Regions from separate parts of the Homo sapiens genome. Here region 1 is linked to region 2. Evidence: chromatin contacts called from ENCODE Hi-C data. All regions are on one chromosome and are shown on one strand. The core of a region is the stretch at or near the end of the contact, and the rest is flanking DNA. Distances in the headings are between cores, read along the strand shown.

What was found. Hi-C counts contacts between places; a loop is a spot of excess contacts on that map. Pooled maps may share reads with other maps.
Region 1: a map of thyroid gland shows a loop between it and region 2 (4-fold over the local background). The contact joins the enhancer-like site here to the promoter of SHROOM2 in region 2. A Hi-C loop is called at or near these places in 2 of 168 maps with a recorded cell type or tissue (ovary and thyroid gland) and 5 of 50 pooled maps.

The regions. Positions count from the first base shown.
Region 1 is chrX:10,116,672-10,121,239 of GRCh38, forward strand. WWC3 (WWC family member 3) reads left to right here. Exons shown (of 24, transcript NM_015691.5): 12 at 453-1,018. Among named protein-coding and RNA genes, the nearest start is that of CLCN4, 38 kb to the right of the region's middle. RefSeq lists an enhancer at 2,758-3,052. Within about 2 kb of position 2,205, at least 2 of the 41 ENCODE cell types and tissues checked have a DNase peak (open chromatin) inside an H3K27ac peak, as active enhancers do.
Region 2 is chrX:9,784,843-9,789,318 of GRCh38, forward strand. SHROOM2 (shroom family member 2) reads left to right here and starts at 1,587. Exons shown (of 10, transcript NM_001649.4): 1 at 1,587-1,868. The coding sequence starts at 1,704.

The DNA of each region.
Region 1 (4,568 bases), core at 955-3,454, 330 kb after region 2:
ACATTTGGCTTCAGGGTAAATAAGAGGCCTGAAGTCAGATGTATTCAAGGATTTTGTAACCTAATTAACAGTTTCAGAAGTGTACATCTATACACGTGCGCATTTTTGTTTTGGGTTTTTTTTAAAAGCATACGAACTTTTTAAGCTAGTAAGATTTGGCTGCTCAAGAATGGCCAATGTCAAGGGCCTCAGATGTGTCATTTTCTCAGATATTCCTCCTAACAATGCCCCAGGTGGGAACTGTTCTCACCCCAGCCCCAGTGGGAGCCCAGAGGGGGTGAATGGCTTGACCAAGTGTACCTGGCTAGTATGTGTTCCAGCCAGGACTGGGACTGGGACTTGGGCACGGGTCTCTGCTGTTGCCCACTGCTCTCTGCCACCCTTTCCGTGCTCACAGGGTGAGCAGGGGTGGCTGCCCTGCCATCTCAGATGGCCATGCTGTCTCATTTCAGCCTGTGTGCCAGCACCCTGACGGTGTCCTCGGGGAGCAGCCGCGGGTCCCTAGCCTCCAGCCGTGGGTCTCTGGCCTCCAGCCGGGGCTCCCTGAGCTCGGTCAGCTTCACGGACATCTACGGCCTCCCGCAGTACGAGAAGCCCGACGCTGAGGGCAGCCAGCTTCTACGCTTCGACCTCATTCCCTTCGACTCTCTGGGGCGAGATGCTCCCTTTTCAGAGCCCCCAGGCCCCTCGGGCTTCCACAAGCAGAGGCGGTCCCTGGACACGCCCCAGTCCCTGGCATCGCTGTCCTCCCGCTCCTCGCTGTCCTCGCTGTCGCCCCCAAGCTCGCCCCTGGACACGCCCTTCCTCCCTGCCTCACGGGACTCGCCGCTGGCGCAGCTGGCGGACAGCTGTGAGGGGCCAGGCCTGGGCGCCCTAGACAGACTGCGGGCACACGCCTCGGCTATGGGGGACGAAGACTTACCAGGCATGGCGGCCCTTCAGCCACACGGGGTCCCCGGGGATGGGGAAGGGCCGCACGAGCGAGGACCCCCACCAGCCAGCGCTCCCGTGGGTGGAAGTAAGTGCGGATGTGGCCTCCTGCGGGGCGAGGGTTACCTGCAGGGCGGAAACTGTGGGGTCCAGAGTGAGGATGGCTGGCTTTCCAGGTCCATGGTGAGCTTTACGTTTAGGAATATTGATGTGATCGGGAAGAGCACACACCTGCTCTTTCTGATCTGTGTTGGGGAAAGATCATTGAAATTGACAAAGTTGTCTTTCCTAGGTATTTGGCTTGTTTTCAAAAAATACTTAATTGTTGAAAACTAGGGTAAGAACTACACAGGCTTCCACATTCAGAGGCTGCTGGAGATGGATTAGGGCCTTCATGACCTTTGCAGCGTGCGTGCCGAGATGGAACCGTCAGTGTGTGCCCGCCTGAGACCATTATGCCAACAGGTGTCTGGTTGTAGCTAGTGGAAATCTTGACTTCTTTTGTTGCTTTGACATCTCTTTATCTTTTATAGTTTTCATAGTTTCCAAGAACATAGGTCTATCAAATGTGGAAGTGAAAATAATTGTGTAATTTCAAAAGACATGCCTGTAAGTATCGGTCATTTCTACTGATTTGGTTTCTCTGGTGATTCTTCAAATGGAAAAACACGGAGCTCCGTGGAGCCTCATCCATTCAGTTGGTGTTGGTTCAGCTCCTCCTCGGAGCTGGGGTCTTTCAGCTTGTAGCCTGCTTGGAAGACCAAACTGCTATTGAAGGGAATATTGACCCCATGTGCTTTTCTCAGCCACCCATGGCAACTTTATCTTCCTTTGGTTTTAAAGAGGATCAAGAACAAGGTCTCCCGTTCCTGAAGTTCAGCCCATTTAATTGACTTTTATTTGCACGGCAAAAATGTTTTAAATGTTCCATTTAGGCAAACACTAGATAATTTGTGCAGCATAGTGGATCTCAGCCAGGGGTGTTTTTGCGTCCTGCCCCTGGGGAACACTTGGCAATGTCTGGAAACATTTTTGGTTGTCACAACTAGGGGATGGGAGATGCTCCTGGCATGCACAGGGCAGCACCCCCTCCCCCTCGAGAATGGTCCAGCCCCAAATGTCAAGAGGGCTGAGGCTGAGAAACCCTAGTCACGTACTATGGAGTATTTATGCGGCAAGGGGTAGAAATAAAACTAGAGAGCAGAACCAGTGTGGTGTAGTGGAAACAGCTTCAAACTAGCAGCTGGGAGACCAGGCTTTTGTTCCCTGCCCTGTCCACTTCTAGCTGTGTGACCTTGAACACATACCTGGACTGAGTCTCACCTTTTCCACCCTTGAATGCAGTGATCTTTGTGACCCCTTCCATTTGCCACCATTCTGTTACCCAAGAGATAGATGGATTGGTAGATCAATAGATAGGTTGATCACTCTATAAAATAGTAGTCTGTTGGCACTTACGTGCGTAACCAGAGGCCATCATGTTCTGAGACTGCCCCAGGGCTTTTTGGCATCTCTATTTTGGTGTCTGCCCCTGTGTTTGCAAACACACTTTGGTATCCCCAGATACATTGTTTCTGAAGTCCATATATGCAGGTATCCTTCATTAGCTTTGTTCCTCTTTATAACCACAGGTTGATTGCTCCATGTTTATTCCGTTCAGTCAGAAAAGAAATATCCAATTAGGACTTCTTTCTTAGTCTCCCTCCTCTCTCCCACCACCTTCTCCTTAAGGGATTGAGATTCCAGAATGTCAGTCTAGTTAGGCATAAAATCTGCACAAGGCCCAAGGGCCACTTTGGGTCAGAGGAGAGACAGAGTGGGAGGGAGAAGCGCTGACTTAATTTCACATCCTGGTTTCTTTATTTTTTCCTTTGCTTTCCGTGGCAGATGCTATAATGGTTGAAACTTCTTGGACTGGGAAGTATTTGCTTACGTGTGTAGACACTGCCATCTCGTGGTGGAGCCATATGTCATTCGTGATTATTTCTTGTATTACACTGCCATCTTGTGGCGGATTCGTATATGACATTGGTGATGAATTCTTGTATGGCACTGCCATCTGGTGGCGGATTCTTATATGACACCGCCAATAAATTCCTGAGTGACACTGCCATCTGGTGGTAGATTCTTATATGACATCGGTGGTGGATTCTTGCGTGACACTGCCGCCTAGCGGTAGCTTTTTATGATACTGCCATCTGGTGATGGTTTTATATGTTACATATATTACATTGTTTCAAGGACACATATGTATTATGTTGTTCTAAGGACACGTTTATTTGTATCCTTAGAAACTTGAAATAGTTGACCCTGCTGGGTGTCCCCAGAGGGCCGGGTTGGGTAGCCAGCTTCAGGCATGGACACAGGGGGGGCTCCTCGCCTCCCCTGCCCCATCATGTATCAGCTGTGCTGGGAACACTGCAGTCTAAGTTTGGCCCCCAGCAAGTCTTAGTAAGACAAAATTTTTGTAAGATAAAAATCAAAGTTGTCCAAACTTGCAAACCAGCCTCTGAATGATTTTTTCCTTGTGTTTTCAATCAATCGGAGGAAACAGAAGGCAGGTCAGAGGAGTGGGGCAATACACTGTGATTTTTCATACTATTTACGTTTTTGTTACAGTTTTGTCTTCCCTGGATTTTAAAAGTCAAATGTGTTATGATTATGAAATACTTAGCTATTTTCATCTACCCATTAGTATTTGCTAATCAAAACCTGTAAAAATCTTGACTTTGCTCATATTGATGTTTTTATGATATTGATATTCTGTTTAATGTTGTTGGCTTAAATTCTGCAGTGTTTTCACTTTGTGCTTTTTTTTTTTTTTATCTCCTCATGCGGCTCGACAGAAGTGCTCACTGTAAGTGGCCTTGGGAGTCCCCTTGCTCAGCGTTGTTGCTCAGGCCCCAGGCATACGTTTGTGCTGTGGATGGATGTGTTCAGGATGGCTGGGGTGTGGCCAACGACGGTTATCTTATAGCTGTGCTTCAACACAAGTTGGCAATTGGCCTTATTGTTATCTCATTGTTAATATTCAAGCTGTTTAAGAACTTTCCTAGAAGCTTTCACTGTTCATTCCCTGTATGTGTTTGTTTCTGGAATGTAATGGCGTTCGTTGCTGTCATATGCCACCTGGCAGCTCTGCTATGCTGTGGTTTTGACTGTATTTTCTTCCTTTTTACCAAGCACTGTTCACATCCTTGGCTCTTAGTGTCTGTCTGTCTTGAATGATGAAAAGGGAGTAAAGAGATTTTCACATGAACATGGGGAAGATTTGACCCTTGTCTCCCTGGCACTGCTCCTGAGGGTCCACCTCTGTGCCTTGAAGCCCCAGGGCAGGTGTCCGGGGTGTGGAGCGTGGAGTCTGTGCTTTTTCTCAGCCGGGGCAGTTGCCGACAGGACTTCCTCCTGGCAGTTCCTACTTCCACCCACCCTGTGGGTCCAGTGACTCAGCCTGGGCTTCGAGGATTAGCTCCTTCATTTCTTTCCTCTCTGTATTGACTTCTATGGCAATGATGAGAGAGAAACGTGGCCAGACTTGCGCCTTGGGCTGGGTTGGTTGCAGGTGCTTAGGCTCATTACCTGGTGCTGTTTCCCTGCAGGCATCTACAGCTGAGTCTGGGGACCACGCGTGTCAAGGC
Region 2 (4,476 bases), core at 337-2,836:
CCTGTGACCATCACCACAGTGAAGATACACTCGACTTGATTCTGAGAGGCACATTCCTTAAGCCTTCGTTTAATCTTTGAAAAAGAAAAAATCGCCTCATTCTTCTAACTAAAGGCATTCAGAGACTGTAGTTAGAAGTTAATTATGGGGCAGTCACCACGTGCCCAGCGCCATGACAGGTGCCCAGTGGAGCTGCGACTCTGAATTTAATCGGCTGCATGAGACACCTCCACAGAATGCACCCCTCTCACTTGACCTCTGAAGAAACAGACCAGAGCTGAGATTTCTTGTCCCAGCTTGACAGTGGCAGAACCCAGACCCGGGGACCCTTGACTCTCTGTCCAGTGCTCTCCCGGCCTGTCCTGGATGCGTACTCCAGCATCGTCACCTCTGAAAAGGGCCTGGATGGAGCTGCTTAGAGAAAAGAGGTGTTCACCAGCCTTCAGCTACGTATAGAAACAGCAACGAAAACAGCTTTTTTGCAAAGCATGTAAATACCTATCCATGCAGGTACTTTAGACCAGAGTTTCATGGAAACTGAAACCGAGCAGGAAGAGGTGGCACACATGTTGTCCGCAAACTTTCACCAATCCCAGACCTCCACCTCCCCTTTTCGGGGATGTAAACCTGGGAAACTTGAAGACCTTGTGGTCCAATCCTAGGCGAGTGGGGACAGCATCTAGACGCAACGGCTTTCTGCGCGGTGGCTGTGGGAGGCCTCTGCGGGAAGGTGGGAAGGCCCTCGTGGAAACGGGGCACGGTCCTTCTGCGCCCGCCTTCCAAGCCCCTCCAGAGGCCGGACCCGCGCCCGGCTCAGGCTGCTGGGGGGCGCCCTTCCCGGCTCTCTAAGTCCAGAGTGTGAGTGCGCGCAGGGCCGCGCGGGACGGGCGGTCCCTCTGCCCCGGGGCAGCGGCCACAGCGCGGGCACCAGGGCCTCCCGCGGCGCTTCCGCTCTCACCTGCGCGGCAGCCCGCGGTGCGCGAGAACAAAGTGTGGGCGCCGGCGGGCCGCGCGCCCCGAGACGGAGGAGGCCGGAGACTCCCGCCACGCCACCCCGCGCCCATCTCACCTGCCGCCTCACCTGCCCGGTCCTGGCCTCCAACCGGCGGGCGGGGGCGCCCAGAGCTTCGAAGCACTGCAGAGCTCTGGCGCGGGAGGAAAGGCCCGACCTGGCGCCGGGGCCTCCGCCCCCGTCCTCGCCCGCGCTGGCTCCGCCAGCCCCGGGGCGCGCGCTCCTCGACCCCGACCCCGAACCCGCTGAACGGCGCGCGCGCCTGAGCGCCCCTCCCGGCCCGCTCCCCTCCACCGGGCGAGAGAACCGGGGCGCGCCCCTCTCCAGCTCTCCCCGGTACGAGCGGCCGCGTGGGCCCCTGAGCGCGCACCTGACCCCGTCCCTCACCCTTCGGGCCGCGGGCTGGACCTCTGGACGCGCTCCCCGTGACCGGCCCCGCGGTACGAGCTCCCGAACGCGCCCGCCCCGCCCCCCGTCGGCCCCGCCCCCTCCCCGCCAGCCCCGGCCCCGGCCCCGGCCCCGGCCCCGCCCCCTCCCCGCCAGCCCTCCGGGCTCCCTCCGCCGCCGGGCCGGCACTTTCTTTCCAAGTTACGGCGCAAGTTCTGCGGCGCTCGGAGCCTCCCTTGCGATCCCACGGCCGGGACTGCCCGGAGTGCATGGGCGCGGGCCAGGGACGCTGAGCGGTCGCGCCATGGAGGGCGCCGAGCCCCGCGCGCGGCCCGAGCGCCTGGCCGAGGCCGAGACGCGGGCGGCGGACGGCGGGCGCCTGGTGGAGGTGCAGCTGAGCGGCGGCGCCCCGTGGGGCTTCACCCTGAAGGGCGGCCGCGAGCACGGCGAGCCGCTGGTCATCACCAAGGTAAGGCGGCCGCGGGGCGCGGGCGCTGACAGCCGGGAGCTGGCCGCCCTGCGGGGCGCGTCGAGGTAGGGGCGCGGGAGGGGCGGTAGGCTCGCGCCCCCGGGTCTGGCGCGCGCGTCTGCTGGGGTCACCTGCCGGGCCTGGGCGCCGGGACCGGCGTGGGCGTGTGATCCTGGCGGTTCCCCGCGCCTCGCAGAGTTTAAATGGCTCCTGCCCGGAGTCCCTTTCCCCTCCCCCTCCCTCCTCCGGGCAGGGGCCTGGCCGGGTCCTCTGGCGCTCCCGGGCCCGCCAGTGGCGGCCTGCACCTGCGGGGCTGCCTGGAGGCCAGCGAAGGAACGTGTCCCCGAGCCGTCCCCACCTATGTTTGCCTCTCTGGGGTCCCTGGTTCGGCACCCCTTGGACCCGTGCCTGTGATCACTACGAAATCCAGAGTAGCAGCTGTCGCCAGCGCAACTTCTCGATTCCCTTCAGCCCATCAATGTTTACTGACTTTCGGCTTCCAGTCCCAGATCCACTGCGCACTGGATACCTGCGCAAACTTAGAGAAACCTGAAAGCCTGCTTCCTAAGAGCAGGACCCGAGTTCTAATAATAATAAAGAAATTCCAGATGTATCTCATCAGGAATGTTGTGTGTGTGTGTGTGGTTTGCTTTAGAACATTGAATTTTATTGTCTCAAAACAAAATCCATCTGGAAACTTACCAGTTGAACCTGTATGAACTTGTAAAAGCAAACACATAAACAACAGTCCAGTCACCCTGTGTTCTAGTTAAAAGTGTGTAGTGGTCATTTTCTCTGGGAAGGGTTGAGTCGGACCTTTCGTGTGGACGAAGTTCCTTTTAAAATGTAAAGATTCTTGGCGACTAGAAGCGTTTGAAGATAATTTACTGGTTTTCTCGGCTTTCCTGCCTCTCCACAGCAGGAAGAAATTAAGTGATTCCTAACCCGCCGCACTGGTAATCAGTTTGGGAAGTGGGATGGCTTTGTTGTTCAAATAGCAAATGAGACACCAGCGTCTTCCATTCTATATTTTCTGTCGCTTTTATGATTACAAAACTTTGTGGAGGGATTTGGAGAAGCCTTGTTTAGCTTTGCACTAAATTTTTGTTGAACTCAGGAAAGAGGTTGCCATTGTTATAAATTTGACCAATGTGTAATCTTTTATCACACTGGCTTCTTTGGAAACATGGTGGACAGTCATAAAGTGTGTATACTCTGCCCAGCCAGAACACTCCTCTTTTTTTTTTCTTTTATTTCTTTTCTTTTCTTTCTTTCTTTCTTCTTTTTTTTTTTTGAGACAGGGTCTTGTTCTGTCAGCCTCCTGAGTAGCTGGGACCACAGATGTGCGCCACCATGCCTGGTTAATTTTTTAAAATTTTTTGTAGAAACGGGGAGTTTCACCATTTTGCCCAGGCTGGTCTCGAACTCCTCTGCCTCCCAAAGTCCTGGCATTACAGGCATGAGCCACTGCGCTTGGCTCAGAATGTGGATTAATCCAAGCTTTGAATCTTCCTCTCCCAAAAGCTACTGAAAAGTCACTGGGGCTCATTAAAAAATAGCTCTTCTAATCGTTTTTTTTTTTCCACTTGTAATTAAATAGTTACATATTAGAGCCCTGGAATACTGTACAACTCACTTGCTATTTAGCAGACTCTGATTTGGGGATAGCTTGCATTAAGGTAAGAGCGCACCTTCTCTTTATGATAATGAGGGTATCATTTGAAAGCCTCATGGGAGTGCGTGTAGTAGAACTGGGAGGGGTGTCAAGAACAAGGCTGGTTCGGTCCTGGTCTTCAGATGGAATTTTATCAGCCCATTTTATAGATGAAACAGCTGTGGCCCAGGCAGGGCAAATGGTGTATCCTGAGGTCACAAACTGTTGAGTCCTGGGAAAGGCCCTAAGAATCAGACTCTGGCCCCAGTGTTCAAGCCTGCTGCTCCCCTTCAGTCAGTGCCATCTGCTTGGGTCTGGGATCTCCTGCAATGCCATATTGAATACCTTCGTCACATCGGTTAGGTGAGGGTTTGCCAGCCTTGGCATTGGGGACTTTGTGAGCTGAATCTCTTTGCTGTGGGGCTGCCCTGTGCTTTGGAGGATGCTCAGCAGCCTCCCCAGCCTCTACCTGCTTGATGCTACTGTCACCTCTCTCCAGGTGTGATGACAAAAATGTCTCCAGACATTGCCAAATGTCCTCTGGGGGCAAAATTAGCCTGGTTTTGAATCTCTTTTGTTAGATTAACCATATATCACCTTTGCTCTTAAAGGATTCTTGCTCTTAAAACTTCTGTTTCTTTTTGAATAGACTGGCCTTTAGGGTGGTGTGTTTAGAGGCCTCTGGCATTGCCAGTGTTTGCATGGAGAGCTGTTTTCCTCCCACGCGTTGGCCCTGAGAATAGGCTTTATTTACATAGTCAAACTCAAACAAATACTTGCTTCATCTGCATTTTTTGTAGCTGGAGAAAGGAAATTGAAGCAGGAACTCCCAAGTGCTGTGTTTTATGGGCATCCACAGTGGCTGTTCAGAATCAGGACTGACTACTCTCTGGGTCTAGTTTGAAGCTAAAGGGATACCAACTTCAGAGGAGTAGCATTCTTGGAATTTGGGGT